Linked DNA regions of Mus musculus: all the other regions are linked to region 1. Evidence: chromatin loops called from intact Hi-C (ENCODE). Cell type or tissue: left cerebral cortex. All regions are shown on one strand. Region 1 overlaps Ptprt (protein tyrosine phosphatase, receptor type, T). Region 2 overlaps Ptprt (protein tyrosine phosphatase, receptor type, T). Region 3 overlaps Ptprt (protein tyrosine phosphatase, receptor type, T). Region 4 overlaps Ptprt (protein tyrosine phosphatase, receptor type, T). Region 5 has its middle 79 kb from the start of Gm35374. Region 6 has its middle 110 kb from the start of Chd6. Region 7 overlaps Ptprt (protein tyrosine phosphatase, receptor type, T).

Region 1 (4,000 bases):
CAGTTAAAACATTCTTTCCACAAATTCTGGGACAACTAAACTGACTACTGTCACTTGCTGGGACTTTTCATTTGAAATTTCTTTCTAAAAATAGTATCAGGGAATCAAGACCCACTCCCCCCCCCCAAAAAATGAATAAAGGATGGAAAACTAAAAAGCATCATGAAAGTCCAGCCGTCTCCTGCTTAGTGCTTCACTTAGCTTGGCAGGAGCACCACGGCCCCAGCTCGGATACACGCAGGAGCACAGAGCCATGCCAAGGAGAGTAACAGTTGGCTCCCACTCTGGACAGAGTACCCCCCCCCCATGCATCTTCTGCTTTAGTCCTCACAAAATTCAGTGAGGCAGCTCTAATTATCCTCACTTTGCAGATAAGAGCTTGAGGTTGGAGAAGATAAACAGCCTGTCCAATGTGGCACAGCCAGTACCAAAGGCAGAGGTGAGATTCAAACCAAGAACATTGAGCTCCAGTGCTTTTCTCCAAGCCACGCTGCCTCCCAAACACGATACTCCTTCCCCATCCTGGTTACTGTGAGGCTCCACCATCTCTTCATCACCATCGATAAATATTTATCAAGGACCACTGCCTACATAGCAATGCTCTTGTTTCCACAGCAACACGCAGTCAGAGAGTCATGGGAGTATCCCGTGCTTAAGAGAACGATGCTGTAATATCCTCTGATCATGGCTCTGTAAGGTGACAGTTATAACACTACAAGAGAAGCCATCTCTGCTGGCAGCCTGAAGCCTGTGGAAATGTGCTTAGGATAAACAAGAAGGAACTGAAACAGAAGAGAAAGGTACAGACTGTAACCCAAGACGGAGGTCTCTATTTATTTCATGTTTGTTGTTGTTGCTGGAACAGAATCAAAGCCAGGTCTCCACATTAATTGTTCTGTTATTAGGAAACAAATCAAGCAATCCAGGACAGAAAGTAAAATGCAACTGTAGTGGGAACAGCTCCCCAGAGGTATCTGGCAGCAATTATTGAGTTAAATGACTACATTGCTTACAACTGCCACCCAGAGTCGGTCCCTGTCAAGATTTGGCTTTAACTTGTAATACTGAAACCCACTGATAAATAGACTAATTATCCCGTATCTAATTACGTAGCCATAGCCTTCCCTCATTCCCAAATCATGTGTTCTGTTTACCAACTATTATCAAAGCACTTTTTTTCTTTTACTATAATCCCTCGCCAAAAAAAAAAAAAATGTAGTGGCTCATGAAACACAGGGTAGAGTAAGGTAGGGGGAAATTGCCTTTGATGACAGCTTCTGACTCCGACTTTTGGACACTGTGACCAACAGTCACAGCAAAGCCCATCAGCCCTCAATGTCCTAGATGTAAGCTCACAAATTGAAATTGCTTCCGAGACCGGGGAATCTTCAGATCAAAGGAATATGGAGAACACACTACTGAGTTTTAAAATGCATTATTTACTCAGACTTGCAGAAAGTTTAAAATAAGCTTTTTCAAAAGAGACCCAAACTATAATCATACTTATAACAAATTTGGATTCTGACAATACCACAATGAGGAATAAAATAAGAAGAGAAGTCCGTTTTAACAAGTCAACAGTTGCAGGATTAACGCGTCGACAATTACAGATGTTCATAAGGAAAGCCCCGGAAGAATCCAGTTTAAACGATCTAGTTAGCATTAAAGTAGAGCGATAATGAGCTAGGTATAGAAAAAAAAAAGATGCCCATTTCTATAAATGAGCGGAGCTTAGAACGCACCAAGTCACCAAGACAAGCTAATCCTACTCCTTTAAGGAGCCGGGAACAACGCAGCCGCTTGCTAAATATATGCTATTGTAGCTTTGCAAAAGCTATGGGCCCAGGTAGAACCAAAGGAAACATATGGCGCCTTCGCAGTCGATTTCTTCCCAAACTGTACTCCAGGATTGCTTTTCTTCCCGGTGTGTTCCGAGCAGCAAACAAAGAAAAGGTGCTTCCTCCTCACACTTCTCTAAATGTTTTAACAAAAGGCTGCTGAATAAACACATTACTCATTTAAAAATTGAACCGAAGTTCTATCCCTGAGATGAAAGCGGCTCGATTTGCATTTAACAGCTGTGAGCGAGCGCCACCTTGCGGTAACATGCGGAACCGGCGTGCGTTTCAGCCCTGGACAGCTTTCTGGAGCAGGTTCTGGGTTTACAGCTGCTACCCAAAAAAGGTCTGTGGGACGTGTTTGATCCGGTTTCTGCTGCGGGAACGTGAGTACTATTAACGTATGAATGTCCCGCCAAGCCTTAGAAGACAGTAAAGATTAGAATCATAAGTCATACCCGGGTCCCCAGGACTGCCTCAAGCACCCTCCTGCCAGCTTCCTGACACAGCACACCTAACGCAGACCCCAAAGCGAGGGAAACAAGAGCCTTGAAGCATCTTCAGAATGATGTTGCGGCCGTCTCTTTTCTCCCCCTCTTGTCCCAGCCTTTCAGCTTCAGACACCTCAAAAAGAGTGGCCTCCTTGCTCAACTTCGCTGGCACGAAAACAAGCTGTTCCTTCCCATACATCCTGTGTCCAGTTTCCATTTTAACATCAAGTCAGGGAAGAAAACCTAAGACATTTCTAACGGAATGTCACTCCGGCGGTTCTTCCTCTCAAAAGCAGCCTGTTTAGAGACTTCCATCAGGCTCACTGCCTTTCTTTCCCTTTCTTCCTCCCCTGATTTCTTATGTGAGCACAGCTGTTGCTTAGCAATCCAAAAAGAACCCTTTCCTAAGTTCCGCTGACATGCCTCAACGTGCCCCCCGCCCCCGACCCCGACCAGCGACAGCAGCTCAGTGTGGTCACTCCTAAACCAAAGGTGCTAAGAAACTTCGAGGTGATTTTGAACTTGGAGGTATCCCTCCCCACCTCTCCTTCCCTCTTTAAGGGACTCACGGAAGGAAGCCCTACCAGTGGGGTTTTAGTGATGAGAGAGACCCTCGGTAGTGGTCTCTTCAGCTCAGTCGCCACTAAGAAGACACTAGACACACTCTGGGGAACTAGCTACCTGCCCATGGGCAAGCCGAAAGACGAGTGTCCCGAAGTTTTCAGAAGCCCACTAGCTCACTGATCAAAGCCACTGCACTTAAAGGGCCTTAGCAGGGTACCCATTACTCTGGACAGAGCCACGAGGTGAGGTGAGGGTTTAGCCGAGTGGGTCATTCACAAGAACACTCCCATGGGAAGTCCCAGCTGCTAAGGGCTCGCTAAGGGGAGCGGCGTGTTTAGAACAACACTGGATGATCTTCAGTGTCTCCCAGGAGAAAGGAAAAGCCACCGCCCTGGCAGCCTGGGCCTGCTAGGGACCTGTGCTCCCCACTCCAAGAGCGCGCAGCCCAGGAAGCTGCCCGGGTGACAGTGCTCCGCGCCGGGCGAGAAGCGGCGCCTCCTCCCTCCACCCCGAAACACTCGAGTGACAGGTTCCGACAAGTGGGAGGCAGCAAGTGGAAATATTCGCAACAGCCGCGCAAAGTTACTCCCGCCCGGGGGTGGGGGGGAAGCGGCAGGAAAGTAAGGCGACGAGGGGCCAGGGGGGGACCTGGAGCGGGACTGGGCACGCCTGGACACAGCAGCTGCGTCCGGAGGTTGGGACGGGACTCCCACCGGGCCCCGGCATCCCCTGGCCACGGGACCCAACTTTCTCCTCCCAGGGCTGGGGAGAGCGAAGGGGCCCGGGGAGCCCGGCGGGCGCACTCACCTGCGGCGCTCTGCGCTCCGGCGCCGGGCAACGGCGGCCGCTGCAGCCCCAGGAGCAGGAGCCGGAGCAGGCAGAGGGCGAGCCCGCCAAGGCTCCCCATCCGGGCGGCAAGCGGCTCAGCCCCTTCCCGAGGGCGCCGGGGCCGGGACTCGGGCGGGCGCGGGGCGGCCCCGCATCGCCAGCGCGGCTGCAGGCAGTGCGCGCCGCTGGGCTCCCGGGGCTGGCTCCTCTCCGGCTGCGGGAGCCGGCGCCGCTGCGCTCCGAGCCCAGGCGCGGCGCGAACTGAGGCGCGAGGCTGGG
Region 2 (4,000 bases), 90 kb before region 1:
TCTTTCCAACACGGACTTTACCAATTATCCCTTGAGTGTATTCACCTGTTTAGGAAAGCACTGTCAGATTTGCCTTTTAGCACGGGCACTGCAAGTAGATTATCCATCTGGGTCAAAGCTGCACCTACAGCAACTAGCTTACATCTTACATATACCAAGTCCATAATAAATGACTGTCTGGCGACTGACTACAGACAAGGGTACCCACTGTGAGGCCGGCAGGAAGAAGCACACACTTGGCATAGAAGAATACATTATTAGGGAGATGTCTAAAGGAAAATGCTTGAGCTAGTGTTGGGGAGTAATCAGGAGCTCCATGCACGACATAGCAGTCAAGGAAAACACAGCACACATATCTGGCCTTCTGACACAGCAGAGGCTACGATCAGAGGACTCAAGGCATGTAACGTCCCAGAGCCACTCAAACCCTTTGTTTTGGAGATGGAGCCATATGAGCCCTACAGACCCCTTGGAAACCTTGGAGATACTGCTCACATGTGTGCTTGTGTTCTGGGAGGACGGGCCCACTTCACACCAAGAACCGGGCCCAGTTTCCCAGGCCATGTGTACCCTGGCCTGTGATCAAGCAGTTTCCAGGCCAATGATACTGTGTGTTTTTACCCTGCTGCCTGCCATTAGCAATTTCTCCCACCAGCACTGAGAGGTAAATCACTATGATTGCTTCTCTTTCTCACTGCTGAGACCACGAGAGCATGGTGCTTAACTGACTCACTAGCCTTGGTGGCCATGTAGGGAACAGAATTCGGTATTGGCCATCGTGAGCCACACCAGACTTGCAGTCTCCTGCAGCTGAGCCACTGCTGAGTATTGGAGACAGGAGGATGGATGCACAGGAGGCAGTGTGCTCTACGGCTCCCAGTCCCTACCTTAAAGTTCTCACAGTTGCTTCCTCCCTTCTCCTTCCTCCTCTCCCTCCCTCATGCTCCAAATCCACCAGATTCTACAGATAATCTCCATCCAAAGCTCCTCCTGCCACAAGGAAGCCATGGTGTGTGTGTGTGTGTGTGTGTGTGTGTGTGTGTGTGTGTGTGTGTGTTTATGTGTGTGTGTGTGCTGGGGTGAGAATGCATGCATGTGTGTCTAAGTGCATAGTCTAAAGGAGAAATGACCACACTGGATATCTTCCCCAGTCACTCTCCATCTAACATTTTGAGACAGGGTCTCCGTACTAGAGTCACAAGTACACACCACAATTTCAGTTTGGTTTGTTCACTTCTCCCATCTGGATTCTGGATATCAACCTCAGGTCCCCATGCTTACACAGCAAGCATTTCACTGACAGAGCTATATCCTCACCCCTGCCTTCTCTGCTTTATGCTCCGGCCCTGACCGAGGTCTGCAAAGTCCTTTCTCAGTTAGACAGTATGGAAGGGGGGCTCCATTGCAATCCTGGAAACCCTAGAGTCATCCTTGGGAGGAGTTGTCCCTTCCTCTCAGGAACTTTCCACAGAGAGACACAGGGCCGTCCTCTCCCCTGCTCCTACTTACAGCTTTGCCCACACATAATGGCAGAGGCCTGGCAGGCCTGCCCAGAATATCAACACGGCCTTCCAAATGTGCCAGGCAATCTCAGGAGCTGGCTGGAGAGGCTGCCATCCAGGGTACTGAGGAGTGGGCCAGTTCATCAGAGCCCTTCTGTAGGAAGGCAGGCAGGAGGCTAGAGGCCATAGGCTCCCCTTCCAGACAACACAAATGCACTGGTTTGAGTTGGTCTAGCTCCCTGGAGCCTGGCACACAGGCAGGAAACTGCCAGAATGAAGGCCCTTGGTGAATCTGGGGAAGATTAAATTAAAAAGTCAAAGCCCTGAGCCGTGGGAGGCATCTGCAACTGTAAATCTACGCCAGGAGAAACCAGTTTATTTAAGCTTCTGGTGGGCGCCACCTCCCATCGTAAATGTGTGTTTCAACAGCACAAGAGCCTGGGCAACCACTTGTTGAACATGGCTTAGACTAGGTGCCTGGAGGTGGTACCTTGGACAGCAGCAAGGGCAGGCAGCAGAAAGTCAGACCACCACTGGACCAGATAGACACCAGATGTTGTCACTTAGGGGCTATGCATCCTCTGGCTGGTCACCTAACCTTTTCTGCCTCTTTCTTCACTCAAAACACAAGTTCAGTCAAATTGAGTCACCATGTGGACCTGACCTATAAGTGCCACCAAACTGGTAACCATGGTAACAATTAAGACAATGATGATGGTGCAGGAAAGTAATGGGCAAATTGTTAATTAGAGTTAACACACGTATTTGTTCTCTGCCAGACATTGTTTGCTCCTTCAAGTCCTGTGGCAATTCCTTGTGGCTTCTGGCTTACTGTAGAAATCAGGGCATAGAGAGATGGAGTAACCGGCCAAGGTCATACAGCTCGTGAAGGAATCAAGCCCGGGCAGCCAGGTCCTTTCTGACAGCAAATGTGATCCTGATTCTGAGACTCTGAGTCCCCGAAGGGACACGAAGATTCTTTCCCCACACTGATTGTGTAGGAGACACCTAAGGAGGAAGAGCAAGAGGGTGTGGCCCCTACAACCAAAACCAGGTCCTCTGTGTGACCCCTAAATGTCTTCTGTGTGGTTCTGATAGCCCTCAACGTCTCTTCTTCCAAGAAAATCAGTCGGTGCCCATAAGCACAGACACCCAAATGCAGTATGGTACCCGGCTGTGCAAAGTGAACCCAGGCTTCCACAGATGCCACAGGCCACATGGCTGCAGGCTCCAGGTGAGGGAGCTTATTCTCTCCATCACTCCAGCAAGGCCAGGGCTAGCAGCCGACCTCTCTGAGTGAGCCACACCAGTCCCAAGAGGCCCAAGGGCATATTGCAATGCGTGACCTTGCCACAGACTTATAGTTATCTACGCCAGGTCTTTAGCCTGCACTTAAGAACCTGTGTACTCAAAGCCTTAGACACGAAGCACAGTAAAGAGGCTAAAAGCACAGGATACAGAGCAAGCTGTCCCACAGCGCTGGCTGTGGCTAAACGCCGTTGGCTGTGTTACCTCACCCTCTGCCTCAGTTTCCCTACATATACAAGAAGGCAACTACACCTACAGGGTCACTTTGAGTATACCAAGTGTTTTTTGTTTGTTTGTTTTTGTTTTGTTTTGTTTTTAGCAGTTTGCAGAATAACAAGCATACGGTAAATAGCTCTCCCTCGGTCATCAGCCCACTCTTTAAAAAGATGACTTGGTTATTTTGAGCTCTCATTTCCCCAAATGAGACAGAGAAGAACCTTCAAAGAAGTCACAAAAGGGGTGACATATCTCACACACCAGATGGTGCTTTCCCTCACAGGGACAAAGGACAGACTGGATAACACTAGAATTTGACTCTAAGTTGTAAGACAAACCAAACCAAACTATCCATGTAAGCATAAACACATAATCCTAGAATGTCCTCAGAGCCCAGAGACTGTCTCCGGAGCCCATGTTTTAAGTCTGCACCCTGCCTGCTGGTTAAACAGTACATTAGACCTCCAGGAACTGCATCTGTGACTCACAGAACCCACAAGAGTCTCATGCTGGGGGAGCCTTGCCTAACCCAGTGACCTGTCTGACATGTAAACTGATCATGTCCACTCAAGCTGCCACTCAGGGATACTCAGCCCTACAGTGTAGCTCACTCACAGTGCTCAACACAGGGAGACACAGACAGGATTTACAAAGCCAGGCAAAAGGTCCCAGCATTGCCACAAGCCATGTGTGCCATGTCTGTCCTGCAAGAAGGCAGTGTGGCAGTTGCTTGCCTTTCCTTGGTCACTCACACATCTAGACATTTCTCCATCATAATAGTGACAAGGTTTTGTTTCGTGAGTAGAGGGACAGGGTCCGGAGAAAAAGAACAATGACTCCCTGCCTTGTGTGGAATCTTGTTGTTCATGAAATCATTTCAGGACCAGCATCTTTGAATGACACAACACCCCGAAATGATAGCAAGTCAGTAATGATGAGCTGTGTGTTTCAGTGGAAGGAGTGTGGGTTGGAGT
Region 3 (4,000 bases), 130 kb before region 1:
ACCAGGAGCATGGCAGCAGGGAGCATGGCAGCAACCTCCTCCTTCAGCCCTTGCCACTGGGCTCTTTCTAGAAAAGCACCAGCTACTGTAGTGGTTTTTCTACAAACAAATCGAGCCAAGCTGTCTAAAACCCTGGATAGGTGCTCCACTATCAAGATAAGAGTAACGCTCTTGTATCGTGCTTGCGCACACATATAAACACACACAGACAGACTAACCCACCATCCCCACCCCACTAAAGATGCTTAGCAATGCAGTATCATAGAACTTTGCAAGCTCCTTGGGTCCCACAAGCTTCAGAAGCCTCCTGCTAATGCCTGGACCGCCTACCCTTGCCTTTCTCGGTCTTTCGCATAATTCAAACCTTCCACCCTTTATTCAGCATCTCTACGTACCCCTATCCTGATCTGCTTTTCCGTTACTGCATACACATCATGGCCCAAAACAACCTAGAAACAGAGTTTATTTCATATTACACTGCTAGGTTCCAGTCTACCACAGAGGGATATCGGGGCAGGAACTCGAGGCAGGAATCTGGAGGCAGAAACTAAAGTAGAAACCACAGAGAGGAGGTTGTTGATTGGTTTGCTCTCTGAACAGCTCAGCTAGCTCTTATGCAGCCTAGGCTCACATGTGTGGGGATAGTACAGCTTGAAGTGGATTAGGCCCTCCTACATCAGGTAGCAATCAAGAAAATGCCCAAAGACGTGCTTGCAGTCCAATCTGATTGAGGCAATCCCCAAGTGAGACGCTCTCCGATATTCAGCTGTGTCTTGTTGGCAGCTGAAGCTATGTGGGAGATCCCCATGTAAAGCAGTGTAGCGGCTGCTTCTGGAAGATAAGAACTACGTCTTCTCACTTCTATATCCTTAGGAACTTGCACGCAAGCCTGTCTTGAATATCCCAAGTTCTCAGTAAATGTGGTGGAGAAAGGGATGGGAAAGAGGAGAAAAACGTAGTAAGTGGATTTCAATGAGTCTATCACTATTCGATGAACCAACAACAATACTGTCTGAATATCTAAAGCTTTGATCTTCTTTAGATATTTTTTTCAGATACTCCTCCAATCTGGGCAGGCACAAAGGAATTAACAAAAGTAAATGGGTGGGCCAGGGAGATGGCTTAGGGGACGAATGAACGTGTTTGCCACCAAGCCTGATGACCTGAGTTTGGTGCTCAGAATTCAGGGTGGAAGAGAGAACTGACTCTCACAAGTGGTCTCCTGATCTCCTCCTGTGCACTGGGGTATGCCTGTGCTGGAGTACCCTAGTGTTGGCACTCACGGGCACACACATTAATAATAATTAAATAATAAGGATACTGAGTTACTAACAGGGGCAATGGCAAGAAAAACTCCAAGAAGCTTCAGCTGAAGGTCTAGGCAGGTCCGGGAAGTCCTGCTTTAGCCTGGGATAACTTAAAAGCTTTAGATCCAAACACACGTGTGACACAAAACAGAGGCTGGTAGAAAAGAGTGATTAGAAAGATTAAACTGGGGGATGTTCCAAAAGCCTTCAATCCCCAGCCTTTCGTCTCCCAAATCTGTGACCTTACAGGCACCTGCTTTTACACCCCCCCTTCTGAGTTGGTGAGCCCCACTGATGTTGCTTCCTGGGTCTCCTCTCATCAGAAGCCTATGTGACTCTGTGGGCTCACCCAGCTTCTCTCAGCTAGGAAGCCACTTGCCTCTAGGGGGCAGCATGACAGTTTGTGAATTATTCGAGAGGCCCCATCTAGTCCCAAGTCTCTATGCTCCTTGGATGGGAACAAAAGAGATTGAGTTGATCGCAATATGCATGAGCTCAATCAAAGGCTTTATTTTCAGAGATAAAAATGCAAAGGTGTAGTTCATGATGATTGAAAGCAAAAAATAATAAGTAGTGACATCTGAGCTTGGTCTTGATCACTCCTAACTGATTTCTAAAATCGGCCCATCACCCTACCATTATAATTTCTTGCTAATTACTACAAGCGATTTTATTAATATACTTTTCAGCCTCATTAACTATTACCTTGGGCCTAACATTAAAAATGATGAGGCTTGGTAATCTTAATGAGCATCAGAGTTGTGCCGACCCCTGAAAAACCTCCACAACAGAGAACTAAATGTATAGCTGAGCTATTCTGTCCCCCAGGCATGGAGAAAAGCAACCGCAGAAACAAAAGCAACCTACGAAACACAAAATGAAGTGATAGGTACAACCCGAAATGAAACCTGACTTGGAAACTCACAAGGCTGGCGTGGCCTCCGCCAGGCCCTGTCAATTAAGGAGCAGGGGAAGTGGTAAGAAGACATTGAGTCTATCTCCCCCTCCCCTTTTACCCTATATAAACTCAGCATCCATCAGCACACGGTGAGCCCATATGAAGTCTTCCCAGGGACCCTGACAGGCCGAGCTACAAGTGATTACAGCCCAGGCAAGAGGCAAGCAAACTGGAAATGAGGCATTCATTGCACTAGCAAACAGAAATCCATGGCTTTCTTGAAATGGTTGTAGAGACATGAAAGATAGGTAGCCAGGGAATGAGGAAGATAAATTTTCTTCTTCTCTCCTCTCTAGCATGACCAGAATGGTCTATATTCCTCAAGCAGCGAGCTAGGCAAGACAGTGAGGCTAGCTTCCCAGTTCTCAAAGTAAATTATTTATCAGGGGCTGAATTTAGTGCTCTCAGGACTAAACTGTCAAACGCCTCCTGGCCCTGACAGCGGTTGTGCTGTGTGGTCTCGGGGCTGCTTGTGTTTTCATTAGTCTCCAGGTTCAAAATGAACGGATAAGAGTAAGTGTGGGGTTGGATTAACAGGCTAGCCCAGATTTATGGAACCCACCTTCAGCCAGGATCCCAGAAAGAACTTTCCATTTGTCCAAGGTCAGGAAACTTAGCACGGTGTTCAGTGCTGAAATCTAATTTGTTCGCTAATACGGGGAAGCGAGGAAACGGAAATGAGCCGAGATCATTTCGAGGGGCAACAGTGAATCTCACTGTCACAGGGAGGTCCAGATCAAGAATGTGACTTCCCGGATGGTACCCATTACAACTGCCATCAAAGCTGTTAAGTTGAAATGGGGATTTTTGAAGAGATTGGAGCCCAACATAGCCATCCACCAAAGTACTGTGGTTTCCTCCTTCCGATGTATGAGGCTCAATCAGAGGGGTGTGTTCACCCACAAAGAAGTGTGTCCTTCCTTCCCCATATCATAGGAGTGCTAACAATAAAACTGGAATGGCAGTAGGAGATGGAAGGCCTTCTACACATGATCTGTGTAAACTGCAAACCCAGTGCACCTCCCCCACCCCATCCACACGCTTCCCCATGTGATGCTGCATAAAGATTCAAAGACCTAAAAGATCTGGACTTATGGGACTGCAAACCCCTTCAGCTCCTTGGGTACTTTCTCTAGCTCCTTCATTGGGGACCCTGTGCTCTGTCCAATGGTTGGCTGTGAGCATCCACTTCTGTATTTGTCAGGCACTGGCAGAGCCTCTCAGGAAACAGCTAGATCAGGCTCCTGTCACTAACCAGTAACCCCAGAGCTCCCTGGGACTAAACCACCAACCAAAGAAAACACATGGTGGACTCATGGCTCTAGCTGCATGTGTAGCAGAAGATGGCCTAGTTGGTCATCAATGGGAGGAGAGGCCCTTGTTCCTATGAAGGTTCTATGCCCCAGATAGGGGAATGCCAGGACCAGGAAGAGGGAGTGGGTGGGTCAGTGAGCAGGGCAAATGGGGAGGGAATAGGGGGTTTTCAGAGGGGAAACCAGGAAAGGGGATAACATTTGAAATCTAAATGAAGAAAATATCTAATGAAAAAAAAAATCTGGACCCGTGTCTCCAAATCACCTTATAAAGCAAAGCCTTTCAAAGATGAGGCCTGGTCACATACTCTGCTGTTTAAACAAGGTATAAAGTTTCTATCTGAGAGACCCATTCATTCCAGCCCCTGGCACTAACCTAACTAATACAAGAGACAATTTTACAGGTGAAGGAAGACTCCTAT
Region 4 (4,000 bases), 1.0 Mb before region 1:
CTACCATCATCAGTCAATCAACAGCCAAGAAGAAGAGCAACATAAGACAAATGAACAGTTTTGTAGCTGATGGCATTCAAAATTTTATTCTTCATCCATTATCAAAAAGCATGTGTTTAAAAATGTATATGTGACCTTCATAATCATAAATTTGAAAGGATATACAACAGATATTTTGCCTCCATCTAAGCTCGCTCACATTGCCCCAGCAGGAAATAAAAGGAAATCTGATAAGAGAATTAACTTGAGAACTACAAATGAGAATGAATCAGAGGCTTTAATATTTCCTTCGGGGCAGAACTTCCAGCCAATCTCATTCCATTCAGGGTAGAATAATAAAGAGAGAGTTGTCTTCAACACAAATCATCAGCCTCCAAAGGAATAATAATATCCAAAAGAGGTCTCACTGCTTCTTAGAAAAATGACATTTTATAGAAATATTTGGATTGAGCCAAATACCTATATAGAAAAAGAAAAGAAAAGAAAGGAAAGGCCGAACCTCTCCAAACATGGAGGTATTTTAAAAAATTTAACAACTAAGCTATAAACATCCACTATATGATATCTATATTAGCTACCTTTACATAAAAATATACCAGAGACAATAAACTTCTTAAAAGAAAAGGTTTACTAGTCATTGACTGGGTGACCCCACTTGCTTCTTTGCCTCTAGCAAGGGCTGAAGATTTTATATGTTCATAGCGGGCAGAGCAAACTTCTCAGGACAAGAGCCAGGAAGCACAATATTTGCATAGGCTGTGGTCTTAAATACCCTCCTTTGAGTTAAGGACCTCCACTAAGCCTGACCGCACCTCATAGCATTGCAGTCCACGGTCTAACCCACAATCCTTTGGGGTTGGGATGGCGCTCCTGCAAACCATAACAGTGTCCTGGGCATGTAGCCCATGGCTGGCTGAAACCTCCTGCTTGTTCTGGTGATAGGAGTCCTGTGTGAGTGTTTTGGTAATGGACATCCTATATGAATGTTTTGGCAATAAGTACAGCCTTAAAGGTGGAAACAGAAGAGGCACAGAGAAAAACAAACAAACAAACTCAAAGCTACAGACCTATCTCTATCCTTTGAAATTCAAAATTTAAAAATTATAACTAATACCTGTAACAGGAAAAAATTGATAGTTCTTGTCATTACCAAAGAATTTAACTTATCTTTTCCCTCTTATTGATTTATTTTTCTCTTCTGGAGAAAACTCAAATCTGAAAATACCCAACATCTTTAAAATGTGGACTGGGCTTCAGCTTCACCACCCATCCATGCCTCCTAGCAAACAGGAATTATGTCCCTCTACCCCACATTGCTCAGGACACTTGGCCTGGATGCTTTCTTATTCCTTTCCGCTGGGCATTTCTCTTCATCCTTCAAGTTGAAAGTCATTCCAATGTCAGACCTTCTCTGAGGCTTCTTGCTGCTCCACTAACAGAACTGTAATTTTCTCCTCTCCGGCTGACTCATTCTTTGAACAGATATTTGAGCACCTACATGTATCAAGCTCTGTTAAGTGTAAAGAAAGCCTTGTCCTCTTCACCTTGACCCTCGACAAATCCAGAGATAAATGGCAAAGGCAAGCATTAAATAATTAAGTTCAGACATAGAGAATCACAGAGATGGAGAATGCAGAGAAGAAATGTTTGGTGCTGAGAGAGTTAAACCTTGGTTTGAACTCTAGTTGGTGACCAGGTAACATATCGACACCCTATCAGCTAAGCCCGCATCCCTCCTGTGTTAGTCACTCAATTCTCACCCACTAGGAAGTACCTCTTGGGAGAAGGGCTTTGGACTCCACATGCCTACTCCAGTTGCTTGCTGAGGATCTGGCACATAGCCCACACTCGATAAATTTGTTGCACAAATTTCCATTGAACAAGTCTGTGACTTGAAGTGTAGAAAAGATGGCTATCCTGCTCTAAGTACAAATTATAACCACTTCAAAAGCAGACGAGTACAGGCAAAGAGAAGGGGAACAGTGCATGGCATCAGTGTGTGCCTCGGAATATGTTGGGTAGATAACTCAGTATTTTATTCTTACAATATTGGCAGAATTAGTGGAATATTCACAGAAATCTGTCTGTCTGTCTGTCTGTCTGTTTGTTGTTGTTGTTAACTTTAGATCCCACAGACTATCCCAAGTCACAGAACATTAAAAATAAAACAAAACACCCCAACATCATAAAATAGTCATGACTCCTGGGGTGGTCCTCTCATTAATTAAGGTCTGGATCCTCGGGGCTTTTAACACTCAAGTACAAGTACGTGTGACTTTTCTGAACTTGCAAATATTTCTCTATTGGTGTTGTGATTCTTGTCAATTAGGTCTCAGGATTTCACCAGCAGGGGGTACCAAAAGCTGAAGAAAAGAGCACACAGAAGCCTATGGACGCCTCTGCACCACGTTCCTAGAGCTGGAGAATGTTTCAAGATAGTAATCTGAGCCAACTAAAAAAAGGGCTCTCTCCTGTTGTAGACTTCTTCATCCCTCTCCTCAAATAATTTTCTTCCCCCTTTGTTCATGAGGTTTGAGGTTTTATACCTGTGGCTGCTAGACAGGAAGGGTATCCTGACTAAAACAAAACAGACAGGAGTCCATTCCAGCTCCTGCTGGGGAGATGAGGATGCCCACTGCTAGAAGAGTTGAAACACAGACTGGGAAACTTTCTTGGCATAGAGGCAGTGAGGGAGACCTATACCACTCTCATCCCCTCCTCCATCTCTTCTTGTCTTGGAACAGAAGTATGCAGCATCCACATTACTACTGGAAATTTTGGCTGATCCATTTTAAAGACTTTTTCTGGAAATGACCAGCCATGTACACTCTCCTGGGTCTGCCCAGTGAGTGAGCAGGCACTTGTTCCTTCCCAGAGGGCCTTGACTCTGACCCACCCTTCAGTAGCATCTTTGGGCAGAATATCTTGGTAACTCTCAGAGACTTGAACCTTGAAGCAAGAAGGTATTATAGCGCCTCATAGAATACAAAGAAGAAAGAGTAGGGAAGTAGGGAGGGAGACACACACACACACACACACACACACACACACACACACAGAGGCAGAGAGACAGAGAAAGGATAAAGGTGGCTACACACTAATTAAAAGTAAGCCTTCTTCATACATTTTACAGATAGAATGTACAGCGATAGGCCACATGACTGATTCTCTATCTAGGATTGCTCCTCATAACAGAAAGAGGACTACACTAGTTTCCAATTTCATAGAAGAGACTCCCTCTTACTAAGCCTGCACAGGGGGTGTTTAGTCAAAGCACACAGCACACAGGTAGGAGCCACAGAACCAAGTTCCTGCTTCTTGCCTTTAAACTCAGACACCCGTTCCAACATTCTCCTACCTCTCCTCTAGGGATGGGATTAGAGATGCAAATTAGATGACTCTACCCTATGCTGAGGAAACCACACACTTGGCAGGACACTGAGAAATCAAGCTGTAAGTGAGCTTGAAGTTTCCTTCCTGCTGGCTAGCTTTCCTATAATGCCAGAAGGAAAAGCCGGCTGCCTGCTGGAGGATAAAAGCTATCAATCGTTTTCCCCAGCTGTGAGCCCTCTGAGCTGCGATACTAACCTACCAGGAAATTTGCGGCCACCAGTACAATAGTGATGACTGATAGAAGGCTGGCTGGCAGCTGTCCGGTTGGCATTGAGGTTTGGGGCGAGGAGGGAGCTCCTGCCTTGCACTGTAAACCTGATCACCAGCCCATGAGAAGGAGGTCAGGGGCCACAGGGCGAGCACACTGCTATTGGTTTGCTGCACGGACAAGGTAACAAAGTGCCCTCTAAATACTTACGCTTACATACAAAGACCCGTGCTTCTCCTAGTCTTGATCAGAGAGGCTTCTGTCGAAAGTGGCAACAGTTAATGCAGAGACTCATAGAGCATCAAAGCAGATCAAAGGGAAGGGAACAGCTGAGTACTGAGTGTTCATCCCTAACTGAGGGATCCATTTTGCCTTCTCCAAGGCTTAGAGAGCATCACT
Region 5 (4,000 bases), 1.2 Mb before region 1:
CACTGATGTAACAAATATTCATTACATGCCTATTATCTGCCACGTACACTGTTTAGCATTGGGATTCAAAAGTAAATCAAGCAGACTGTGTCTCTGCCCACATTAGGAAAGAAGATAGTCATTAAAGAAGTAAACAAACAGTGGAGCCCATAATTATGAATTGTTATGAAGGCGATTAAATCAGCAAATGAAGGAAATATTCAGATGGAATAATGGGGATGAAGGGGGACTACCTCAGGTGAGGTGATTAGGAGTGGCTTCTTTGAAGATGTGACATTTAGGCTAAAAACATGAAGGTTGAGAGTTTGCCTGGGCTAAATGATGGGAAAAGGGTCTTTTAAGCAGAGAACAAGAGACAATGACCAAGGGTCAGAAAGAGCTTGGCACAGTCCAGGAACAGCAAAAGTTCTCAAGTGGCTCAAGAATAGAGAGGGAGTGGGGAATCATGGGAGTTGGAAGGACGAGACTGGCCAGAAGTCAGTGAACTCTGGATGATAGAGGCTACCATATGGACCTTGATTTCCTTCTCTGCATTGTGAGTTTCTCACAGGAGAGTTTGGTGTACAGCAAGTAGCCTAGCTGGACACTGGACATCCAGGATACATGTCACGAGATGAGTGAGTGCTAGTAACTTATTTGGGTGGCCATCTGCGTAAGTCCTGCTGAAAAAGGGAGCTGAAAGGAAGCCAAGGTGCCATTGAACAGGTTCCTGCTGTGGGAAGTAGGGGCTTGCTCATCTAAAAGACCCATGCAAGAGAGTGTACAATACTGTTTAGAATTATTCGCACAGAGATCAAAGAACAAATGCATTTATCAACCAGTTGCCACCAGTCACTGTCAGACAGAGTGAATATCAACACTTGTTATGTGTCCACAAGGCCCAGCAGGATGACTCACAAATTATCTACAGTCAGAAATCATCTGGTTTACACACATGGGAGTTGGGGAGAGGTAGTGAGGGAATGTGGGTGAACTATTTAAAGGCATGTGATACAGTGAACACCAATATCCCTTCAATACATTGTGTGTGTGTGTGTGTTTGTGTGCGCGTGCGCACGCGCAAGGAATGGGAGGAGCAAAGACTAGGGATTTGGAAGATGCAAATGGTGATTGACAGAAAGGAGAAAAAAAATCTGCCCTATACTGGGGAGCATTCTTCTAGACTGAAGGAGACGAGGACCTAGAGACTATGCTAGCAATATCTAGACTTGATCTTCAGAAAAGCAAGCCACGTCCCCAAGGGACATGTTCCCACCATTATGGATATAAACTTTGCTTCTTCATTTCCTGCTAGGGGAATTCACCAGGAATACTTTACCTGTCATGGTATAGAGAAAGCCTCCATCCCTATTAACAGCTAGGATCTTCTTCCCTGGCCTCAGCTCCTAATCTACCATGCCACCAAAGATAGCCTATTCCAGGGTGTCCCACATTTCATTCTTGCATACATATGCCTCTTACCACACTTAATCCTCGGGTATATACTGGGAAACATTCATATTGGAAGGACACATGTAGAATTCAGGAGCAGAACTGGGATGTTGGAGCTGCATCGGAAGCACATTCAGAGTAAGAACTCATGTGCTCTCAGAGCCTTAGGTAATTAATATGAAGAGTCATATACCCCACCCTTGGCAATATAGGTAATAAAAGCTAACATTACTGAACTTGTTTTTGTAGCTCTTGAAAGGCTAGCTAATAAATGGTCTCATTTGTTTCCACAACAACCCAGGGAGGCAAACGATGCTGTTAAGACCCACCTAACAGATGAAGCAGCCGTGCTTCGGGAGCACTAATTGCCTAGCCCCAAATAACACAGCCAGGGGACAGCAGACTCTCTGAGAGCATTTTTCTTCCTGTGGCTAGGTAAGCTCTTTACCTTAGGGACAACTCTACGGTTTTGTGTTGAAATGACATCCCTTCCCCATAGTACTGCTTATGATGGGGATTTGGGATTGGAGCTTCTGTGTAACTGTGGAACATCAATTCTGATGGAGCCAAAAATCTGCAGATGCTGAGATCTGAGCACACAGGTAGGCCAAATGTAAAGACAGTCTCCAAAAAGGGTACTGTAGGTTGGGATAACATAGTAAAGGTAAAAACATAGAAAACTTAGGCATTCCAGATCCTACAATTTCTATGACAACTTCTCCAGTCTGATGCAACAGTGTAAAAAGAGTTCTAGAGCATTTTTTCAGATGATTAAATATGCGTCATGACAATGAAACTTTATTTGTAAAGTCAAGTGGAGGGCAAGGCTTAGTGTTCAGATGGTATTTTGTACTGCCCCCTGTAGTGGTGGAGACTCCCTTACTGAGATTAGGGATTGCTATTTTGGACACTAGATGGTGCCCTTTCATTAGTAAGGTGAGAATGAGCATGGGACTGCTTTAGTATAGGTAGGGAATTGGTGGAGGAATGAATTACGACAGGAATTACTGTAGGAGATTGGGACCAGAGAAAATAGTTTGAAGATAATTCAAACAGCAGAATGTGTGCCTTCCCACTACACACACACACACACACACACACACACACACACACACACACACACATACACAGAGTATTTACTGTGTTCAGGAAACAGATATGGCTATGTGCTGGTCATGGTGTAACAATGTACTTGGGGGAGGGGGAATAAATAAAAAGAATAACATCCCAGCATTCCGTTCCCTGACAGAGGCTAGAGAAAGACATTAGGACTCCTGGAGCTGGAGCTACTGGTTGTGACTCCTCTGGTATAGGTTCCTGGTACTGATTTTGGATCCTCTAGAAGAGCATTCACCTTTCTGAACCATTGAGCCCTCTCTCCAGCCCCTTCATTTGCTGGTTTCTGTAGTGAAACATTTATATCATAGCTGATTTCAAGCTCCTAACAAGCAATCAGTCTGTTTGCGAAGTTGCTAACACTGAATAAATGGAGCACTATAAGCAAAGAAGAGCCAGCTTCAACACATTGCTAGCCCAAGGTCTTTTGTTTTAATTATTGTAGCACCCACCTAGCAAGGCAGGTAAAAAATAAGAAGAAAAATTAACATTTGTTGAGGAATTATGATCTGTAGGCAATCTGTGAAGTGGTTTATATGTATTTCTCCTTGCTTCAGTCTTCGCAGCTCTATAGGGACAGCTGTCAGATTATACTCAGCAGATGGAGACTGAGAGAATCCCAGTGACTGAGATGACATCGCCAGGATCCAACTCAGGGAGGATGACTATTTATTGTGTGTATGTGTCATATGCGTGTGTGAAGGTCAGAGGTCAACTTGTGGTGGAGTGGTTGGCTCTCTCCACTGAGCCATCTTATCGACTTGGCATCATATGTTTTATAGTTGAAGAAACAGGTTCAAATGTAACGATTTAGTTAACATTAGACAAGTGGGTATTGTTATGATGGGGCAGACCCATTTTTTTTTCTGAATTTAGTGCTTATGGCTTTTCCAAAAATCCAAAGAGCTAGAGAACACATTCAATCAGTTGTTCCCAGAGAAGTTGTATTTAAAGGGAGATTTTTGACAGGGTGGAGAGAGAGAGAGAGAGAGAGAGAGAAAGAGAGAGAGAGAGAGAGAGAGAGAAGCTCAGATGGACAGAGAAGAGGCACATGCCTGTTCATTTTAAGATTTATTTATTTTTATCTTATGTATGGGTGTTTTGCCTATATGTGTGCATGCCTGGTGCCCAGGGAGGCCAGAAGATGATAATGGATTCCCTGAAACTGGACTTACAGATAGTTGTGAGCAGGCAATCAAATACAGGTTCTCTGGAAGAACAGCCAGTGCTCTTGACCACAGAATCATTTTTCCAGCCTTGAGATAACTCTTCTTATTGAGGTCAATGCAAGCACAAAAGGAAGTCATAAAGGAAGTGATTTGGAGGGTTGTGAATAGGGTTTTTTTTGGGGGGGGGTTGGTTGATTCAGAAAGGGGAGGTGAAAATGTTCGTGGGAAATGAGAGAAACCAGGTGGAGAGAGACCTGAATTTCAAATGCTGAAGGAAGACATGT
Region 6 (4,000 bases), 1.4 Mb before region 1:
AGAGAAGGTCAAGGCAAACTCTATGGTTCCCGCAATCAGCTCCTATCAGGCCCATCACTACAGTGTCTTGGGTATCCATGTTCTTTGGGTTTCTTGGGAGAGAATTCAGGCATAGTTTTTAGTTGAGTATTTTAATAGCCTTCTTTGACCCATTGTAGCACATCACGCTCCTTGACCCGTTATATCTATGTCTGTACTGGCACTTTCTCTTTGGCATTAGCATTTCAATAATCTCTTGGTTTATAACATCTCTTCGCTTGGACTATAAGTGCCATAACAGATAGTTCTCATGTTTGTTTTTCTTTTCCTGTATATCCACCACCTACAGGGCCTGGGATATAGTGGGCACTCCATTAATATTTATTAAGTGAATGAATGCTCTTGTTAGTTTAAAAAAAAAAGAGAAAAGCCATCTTGGAGTCCGAGGAAAGAGTTCAGCTGGTAAAGCGCCCGCTGTATAAACATGGGGACCTGAGCAGATCCCCAGCACACCTGTAAAGACCAAAGTGTGGACACTTTGCCCCTTCTTAGAATTGGGAACAAAACACCCATGGAAGGAGTTACTGAGACAAAGTTTGGAGCTGAGACAAAAGGATGGACCATCTAGAGACTGCCATATCCGGGGATCCATCCTATAATCAGCCTCCAAACGCTGACACCATTGTATACACTAGCAAGAGTTTGCTGAAAGGACCCAGATATAGCTGTCTCTTGTGAGACTATGCCGGGGCCTAGCAAACACAGAAGTGGATGCTCACAGTCAGCTATTGGATGGATCACAGGGCCCCCAATGGAGGAGCTAGAGAAAGTACCCAAGGAGCTAAAGGGGTCTGCAACCCTATAGGTGGAAAAACAATATGAACTAACCAGTACCCCAGAGCTCATGTCTCTAGCTGCATATGTATCAGAAGATGGCCTAGTTGGCCATCAGTAGAAAGAGAGGCCCATTAGTCGTGCAAACTTTATATGCCCCAGTACAGGGGAACGCCAGGGCCAAGAAGTGGGAGTGGGTGGGTAGGGGAGTGGGGAGGGGTATGGGGGACTTTTGGGATAGCATTGGAAATGTAAATGAAGAAAATACCTAATAAAAAAATCCAAGTGTGGGTCCATGCGTGGTGAAGTACACATGTAGAGGGGATGACACAAGAGGTCTCCAGGGGCTTGCTAGGTGGCCAGTCTTGTTGAACAATCGACTTCCAGGCTCAGTGAGAGATCACATCTCAAAACTAAGGTGGTAGTCAATAGAGGCAAACAGGCAACACCGTGTCTCCGTGGGCAGACAGTGGATGGCTTGTGAACTGTGACCTTTCTATAGTTTGGATCTGAACCAGCGCATATGCCAGGTAGAGCAATGTGTATTTCTCAGGGAAGTAGATTGTATTTTATTTTATTTTTTTGAGACAGGGTTTCTCTATGTAGCCCTGGCTGTTCTGGAGCTCATTCTGTAGACCAGACTGGCCTCGAACTCAGAAATTCGCCTGCTTCTGCCTCCCAAGTGCTGGGGTTAAAGGTGTGTGCCACCATGCCCTGCGGGAAGTAGAATTTTTGTTTTCTGTTTAATAGTAGTATTTTTGAGACAGAAAAGTTAGTCCTGGATGGTGTCAAATTAATAGCAATCTCCCTGCCTTAGTTTTTCAAGTTCTGGGATTATAGGTGTGTGCCACCAGGCCTGTCTGAATCGAGTTTTCTTGAAAATATCAAGGTTACACAGTGTTGCAACCACTCTGAATTGGGGCATTGATTTTTACTTTTTTTTCTATTTTTATAAAGGTTGAGAAGTGAGTGGACCAGATTGCAAAGCAGCCCGACAAGATATCCTTATTAAGATAAAATTGTGAATTTTCAGAAAGCACGGGTACACATCAGACAGCTGAAGGGACAGACGTAGACCCGTGGTGTTCTCAAAAGCGCCACAAGATGGCGCTGCTGCTGCTTCCCAGTCCCGACTACAGAGAAACTGCCAGCAGTGGCTGGAACAGTTAGTCAGAAGTTCTCTACAAGTTTGAAGTGATTACCCAGTGAACATATTTCTTAAGTAATCTTCAACTTTGGCTGCTGGAGAGCTCCTCACAATGAGGCCGTTTGAAACGGGCTCCGTATAAGCCTTGCTCTCTTGGTCATGTTTGTCAGAGTCTGGGACATCAAGCTTAAGGGAAGGAAAATGGCTGGCTGGTCAAACTGCCACAGGGACAAACTGCCGCAAAACACCAGCACCAGGAGTCCTTTTGCATCAAACTCTTGATTGTTCTTTCTGGCAGAAGCCAGACTTACGAGGTTTCCCCATCCTTCTTCCTAGGTCTTCTTCCAGGTATCCAGCTGGTCCCCCAGCAGTTGCAACATTGAAATTAGACTTGTTTGTGTGAGGCTCTGCCCGAAAGCTGCAGAGAAGCTAGTATTTAGACATGATGGCCCGGGCATGCGTGACTGCATGCATGCATGAATCCATCTGTCCATTTCAGGGCTCCAGGCAGTATGGTAGGAGCTGGAAAATACAGCAAACCTGATAGCTACCTATCTGAATTTGTGTGTGTGTGTCTGGCTCCTGACCTGGAATCTTGCTCGTGGTAGGGACTCCTTTCTTTTCAGCTCCCCCTTTGGTGTCTTTATGCTTGAATGGAGTCTCACAGTTTGATTATTTGAACTGTAACGTTCATGCGGCTTCTGGAAAAATCCCCAACAACCCTGTCTGCCTCTGATCACATCCTCTGGCGGACAAAACAAGCTGACCTGAGTCTGGGTGACGAACCAACCTTGCTTGACTGGCCCTGAGAATGGAGATAACCCTGGAAGGCAGAATACTACTTTTAAAACGAGGAGTGATGGCTTCCCAAGATGGGAGATTTTCAGCGCTACAATCCAACAAACCTGGGCAGATAGGGATGAGCGGATCACCTTGGGCCAGTTCTCTCTTACATCCCTGAGAGACCTGGCCTCTTTGTCTTTCTCCTCCTCAGTGTTTCTGAGGTCTGTGCTGCCCTTGGCACTCCTGGCAGTCCTTGTTTGTCCTGTGCTGGCCGGCTTTGAGGCTGACTGGTGGGAGGCTCAGTGTGGGAAGGAAGACATGGCTTAGCAGTGTTCACCTCGGACAGGCGCGGCTGTACCTCTCAGCCTCAGCTCCTTTTATTGTAAGATAGGTATAATTATCCCTGCCTCACGTTTGTTGAGAGGATCAGGAGAGATCATGCATACAAAGTGTCAGGTATGAACCTGAGCATGAGAGCATAGCCCGATGTCGATAATGCATTCAACAACAACAACAACAACAAATCCTGCACAGAATAGTGGCAGGAGGGAGAGGTTCAGGGCTGCAGAATCCAGGGCGAGTACCAAAATGGAGAGGCCAAACAGTATGGGTGTGGCTGGGCAAAACGGTGTGGGTGTGAGTAGGACTCTGGTCTCTCAGCAACCTAAGATGAAATAGATTTTACTCTGATGACAGCAGGGAATCACTGAGGGATTTAATGGCTCCATCAGTTTGGGTCGTCATCCCTAGCTGCTTTGTGGATGTAATTCTGGTCACGCAGTGCCTATAATTCCTGTACAGTAGCGGGAGGGGCACAGGGCAGTGCATGTGATCAAGATACATTGTATACCTGTATAGACCTGTCAGATAATAAACATGTTTATTAAACTAGGTACTTTGTTTCTTTGTATTTTTCCCTTACAACCTCCTCAATTCATTCACCTTTCCTTTCAACTGAGTTCTATTATTATTTAAATCAGGGTTGAAGGCCTTGACAGGAGGTGAGGGTTTTCAGGACCTACATCTCCAATAGATCCATTCCTGGTCTGTCAGTTTCATCCTAGCTGGGCTGTGGAATACTGGGTCTCAGGCTGCTAGCCGCTTGGACCAGTGACAGAGCCAGGAGAAGCTGAGTGCTCTGGTCCTAGGATCAGTCTCCTGATTTCTTGAGCTGCTCTTTCTGTATGGCAGGTGAGCTCTGAGCATCGGTGTTCTCTGTATTTCCATGTCCCTGACATCAGGTGCATTCTAGGGATT
Region 7 (4,000 bases), 360 kb before region 1:
TCTCTATTTCTTCCTTCCTTCCTTCCTTTCTTTCTTTCTCTCTCTCCATTTCTTTCTTCATTTCTTTCCTTCCTCCCTTTCTCTCCTTTCTTTCTTCTTTTCTTTCCTCCCTTTCTATCCTTTCTTCTTTTCTTTCCCCCTTTCTCTCCTTTCTTCTTTTCTTTCCTCCCTTTCTCTCCTTCCTTCCTTTCTTTCTTTCTTTCTTCCTATCTTTCTTCCTCATTCTTTCTTTTTTCTTTCTTTCTTCCCTCCCTCCCTCTTTCTTTCTCTCTCTCTCTCTCTTTCTGTCTCTCTTTCTTTCTTCCTTTCTTTCTTTCTTTCTTTCTTTCTTTCTTTCTTTCTCTTTCCTTCCTCCCTCCTTTCTTTCTTCCTTCATTTTTTCTTTCTTTCTTTCATTTGGTGCTAACATTCATGACCATCATGTTCCTTTCTCTTCCTTTTATATCTTTTTTTTTTTTCGTTCAGAAACCACTCTTCAAAGGACTCTTCCAGGACTACTAAATCACTAACCTATGGTCTAGTCAGGCCCTTCTCAATGAGAAGGCACTATGGCTATGTCATGTATCAGAAGAATAGAGGGGAGAAGGGACAACTCACAGATACAGACAGTTCCTTGGTCCTCGAGGCCATCACCATTACTCTACTTTTGTCAACTGGAGTGCTTACAGTTAAATCCCTATACCCTCTATTGTTCTTCAAGGTCTTCACTTCAGCTAATGTTTCCAGCTACTCTTACCCTTGCTGATGTCTGCTGCATTCTAGGCAGCCCCAATGAACTGTATGCTTCAAATTACTAAAGATATTTGAATGAGCCAGTGGCTCCATCCAGGCTCCATGGCAGTACCAGATCCTAAATGGAAAGACAGAATAGAGAAGGATGAAGAAATGAGATTGATGAGGCAACTATCACACTGAACTGAACTGAGTGAAGGGTTCTGGATTCCTTTCTATGAATCCACAATAAAGCTTCTGAGGGGAAGTAAACAGAAACTGATTGTCTCAGAGTCTGAAGGCTGGAAGCCTGAGATCTACATATCTTTGGGGCTATTTCTTTTCCAGGACTCTGGCAGGGGATCTATTCTAACACAGCCCCATTTCTGATTCCTAACACTTTCAAAGATCTTTGGTGTTCTTGCTTTATAAACACATGACCTGGTCCATACATTCAGATGCACCTGGCATTTTCCCCTGTGTGCCCAAATTTTCCTTTCCTTTCTATATGTAAAAGTCAGTCAGTGTCTATCCTTTATCAATACAGTCTAATCTTAATGAGTTACATATACAATCACTATTTCCCAACAAGCTCACATGGCCTACTGGGAGTTCAGATTTCAACATATGGAACTCGGGGAAGGAAAATTCAACCCTTAATGAACTACTGTGCTCATTCCACCAAAAATGTATCTGGAAGTCCTCATGGCTTCTGTGGAGATGAATTAACATTAGATTCAGAGGAGGCATGGGAAATTGTTTTAATTATGAAGTTATACCTAAGGAATACAAGAAAAAAATCAGTTAGGTGGGGTTAAAAAAAAAGAAGGCAATCACACACTCTCTTTAGGTGCATCCTTCTAGTCTTGCTTTCTGGCACAGGTAGGTGCTTTCTCCAGACTCCTGGCATTTAATTGGGCTTGTGATTGCAGTTAGTAAACTTGTCCAGAAGAAGAAGCTTAATGAGGAGTAACAGTTTATGGAGGTCTCCTTTGCACTGAAGTTATACCCATGTGCCACTGGGGGGAAGCAGGCATCTTCTCCCTTCCATTGGGCTGTCAGCTCACTGGTGACAAGGTATTTTCTATGGCAAATGTAGACCATGCTCCTTAGATATACCAGGCAGTTTTGTAGGCCCTGGTAATACAGCTATGAACAAAACAGCCAAGACACTTAATCAGAGTCACTTTGCGGAGATGACAATTCTCCTCGGGATCTTTGGAGTAAGTTGAATGGGGTCCCTGTAGACAACCCCCAGGGAGACTCACCAGCCTTTTTATCCTATGATTTGCCCATTTTTAGTTCTTGATTTTTAGCTCATCTTTCAGTGCTCTGAAGTACCACACAGTCATTATTTCCCCAGGCAGGATCTGTGAATGGTGCATTATCTGTGCCTGTGCATTTGTGACTTGGCATCACTTTTATAAAATAAATCATATGGCTGTGAATACATTTTTTAAATCTTAGCACATTCTTTGAGATGGGAGAGAGAAAGAAAGAGACAGACAAGGAGACAGAAGGGTTAGAGAGAGACAGAAAGAGAAAGACAGAGACAGAGACAGAGACAGAGGGGTATGTGTGTGCACACATAGATGTAGAGACCACAGGTTTACCTCCAGTTTTGTTCTTCTACAGGTGTCATCCATCAAGTTTTTGACAGGTTGCTAACTGATCATAGGTTTGCCAATTAGGCTAGGATAGCTGGATGCTGAAGCTGCCTATCTCTGTCTCCCCAGCACAACAATTATAAGTGTGTGCCTCCACACTCAGCTTTTGCACATGTGTTTAGGGAACTGAAAGTTTTCATGCCTGTGTGGGAAGCACTTTAGAGACTGAGCCATTTCCCCAGCTCCCTCGACCTTTCCTAAACAACAAAGATCAGTGACTCTTGTACTTGTAAGAGATAAGGAGAGCAAGCTCACAATCTGTCTCCCAGATTTTCTTTTTGGATGTTCTCCTAGAAAGCAGATAGACACATGCATCTCACACCCTAGTTCATGGTGCACCATAGATTCTCTTACCTCATGGGTAACTGTGAACATAGCACAGTGGTTAAGATTCAGGCTCTGGAGTCAGATTTAGGCAGTCGAGTCCTTTCTCTGCCACATCCTCAAACATTTCCATCTTTCTCTTTGTTCCCAGTCTTTAAAGTCATGATAATACAATGACCATATCATAAGGATTATAGAATTAATATATGAAACAACTCATAGAAAAAGTTGACAAACACCTCACACAAAAGGTTCAAGGGTCAGGATTTCAGGTTTTGCAGGACATAAAGTCCTTGTCAGAGCTCCTCTGTAGCAGCAGTGAAATCTGACAGCCATGACAGACAACAGATAAATAAATAGATGAGCTGCTGTATTCGTTACACTCCTCATTGCTGTAACTAAATACTCGACAAAAGACAACTTGATGCACAAAGGTTTTTACTTCTGCTTACAGTTTGATGGGATACAGTTCATAATGCAGGCATGAGCATGTGATGTCTGGTCATAACTGTGCTCATCATCTGAAATTAAAGAGATTAATGCTGGCATTCAGTTGGCTTTCCCTGTTTTATTCAACCTAGGATCACAGACCATGGGATGGTACCACTTATTTTAGGGTAGGTCTTCTCTCCTTAGCTACACCTTTTACTGGTGTCCAGAGATGTGTCTCCCAGGTGATTTAAAATGCAGGGAAAGTGGCAATGCAGACTAACCTTCACAGGTGTGCTTCTCTAAGGCTCTGCAAAATTAAAGCTGGCAAAACAGAGCATGAACCACAGCTTGCTGACCCCTGACTTAGAACAGTTCTGGGCAGATGCTGAGTTCTTCATAAGAACTCACCATTATTATTATTATTATTAACTATGATGAGATTGCAAAAGGGGGATAGTTAGATCCTCTCTTACTCCTACCCTCTGGTTCTGACACCAAGAACAGATGGCATACATAAAACCCCCACACTCATAAACATTCCTACCAGCCCACCTCTAGCACTCTACTTGTGAAAACTACACCTTCCAAGAAGCAGCAGACTGCCACAATTACCCTGCTAATTTGTGCCTTGGAATTGTGAGGTTTTTGCCTCAAGCAACAGGAAAGAGTTTGAGAAAAGTATAAAAGTTTGAGATTCTCTGGAGGGATTGTTTCCTAGAAAAGAATGTCTGTCCCATTTTAGACGAGCTTCTGTCCTCTACTCAAGGGGCAGAGAAGAACTGAAGCCCCATGTACAGTTCGTTTGACAGAACGAGTGACTAAGTGACTACTCCAATTAGTCATAGAACGGGGGACAATTCTTCCAG

What was found. Peaks named below come from ENCODE experiments on the same cell type or tissue, not always from the same donor. Only the 100,000 strongest peaks of a DNase experiment are listed, where the experiment ranks them.
Region 2: it touches region 1 in a loop (2.2-fold over the local background); 2 of 42 quality-filtered maps call a loop at or near these places.
Region 3: it touches region 1 in a loop (5-fold over the local background); 3 of 42 quality-filtered maps call a loop at or near these places.
Region 4: a loop joins it to region 1, with 2.8 times the contacts of the local background. A loop is called at or near these places in 6 of 42 quality-filtered maps.
Region 5: it touches region 1 in a loop (2.9-fold over the local background); 10 of 42 quality-filtered maps call a loop at or near these places.
Region 6: a loop joins it to region 1, with 4 times the contacts of the local background. A loop is called at or near these places in 15 of 42 quality-filtered maps.
Region 7: a loop joins it to region 1, with 3 times the contacts of the local background. A loop is called at or near these places in 11 of 42 quality-filtered maps.

What each region holds. Positions count from the first base shown.
Region 1 is chr2:162,657,100-162,661,099 of GRCm38, forward strand. Ptprt (protein tyrosine phosphatase, receptor type, T) reads right to left here. Exons shown (of 31, transcript NM_001291150.1): 1 at 3,701-4,000. The coding sequence starts at 3,800. Among named protein-coding and RNA genes, the nearest start is that of Ptprt, 2.0 kb to the right of the region's middle. In left cerebral cortex, a CTCF peak has its summit at 2,108 (motif pointing left); DNase peaks (open chromatin) are centred at 2,100 and 3,296; H3K4me3 peaks cover 2,779 bases; H3K27ac peaks cover 1,802 bases.
Region 2 is chr2:162,566,909-162,570,908 of GRCm38, forward strand. All of the region lies in intron 1 of Ptprt (protein tyrosine phosphatase, receptor type, T), which reads right to left. Among named protein-coding and RNA genes, the nearest start is that of Gm46774, 71 kb to the left of the region's middle. In left cerebral cortex, no CTCF peak of the experiment used is centred here; a DNase peak (open chromatin) is centred at 1,856.
Region 3 is chr2:162,527,434-162,531,433 of GRCm38, forward strand. All of the region lies in intron 1 of Ptprt (protein tyrosine phosphatase, receptor type, T), which reads right to left. Among named protein-coding and RNA genes, the nearest start is that of Gm46774, 32 kb to the left of the region's middle. In left cerebral cortex, a CTCF peak has its summit at 1,691 (motif pointing right); DNase peaks (open chromatin) are centred at 792 and 1,680.
Region 4 is chr2:161,658,661-161,662,660 of GRCm38, forward strand. The region is part of intron 15 of Ptprt (protein tyrosine phosphatase, receptor type, T); the gene reads right to left. Among named protein-coding and RNA genes, the nearest start is that of Gm35374, 270 kb to the left of the region's middle. In left cerebral cortex, a CTCF peak has its summit at 2,344 (motif pointing right); DNase peaks (open chromatin) are centred at 2,365 and 3,431.
Region 5 is chr2:161,467,886-161,471,885 of GRCm38, forward strand. No RefSeq gene overlaps it. Among named protein-coding and RNA genes, the nearest start is that of Gm35374, 79 kb to the left of the region's middle. In left cerebral cortex, a CTCF peak has its summit at 2,325 (motif pointing right); DNase peaks (open chromatin) are centred at 2,337 and 3,125.
Region 6 is chr2:161,212,944-161,216,943 of GRCm38, forward strand. No RefSeq gene overlaps it. Among named protein-coding and RNA genes, the nearest start is that of Chd6, 110 kb to the left of the region's middle. In left cerebral cortex, a CTCF peak has its summit at 1,917 (motif pointing right); a DNase peak (open chromatin) is centred at 1,918.
Region 7 is chr2:162,292,530-162,296,529 of GRCm38, forward strand. The region is part of intron 2 of Ptprt (protein tyrosine phosphatase, receptor type, T); the gene reads right to left. Among named protein-coding and RNA genes, the nearest start is that of Ptprtos, 96 kb to the right of the region's middle. In left cerebral cortex, a CTCF peak has its summit at 1,738 (motif pointing right); DNase peaks (open chromatin) are centred at 1,724 and 3,725.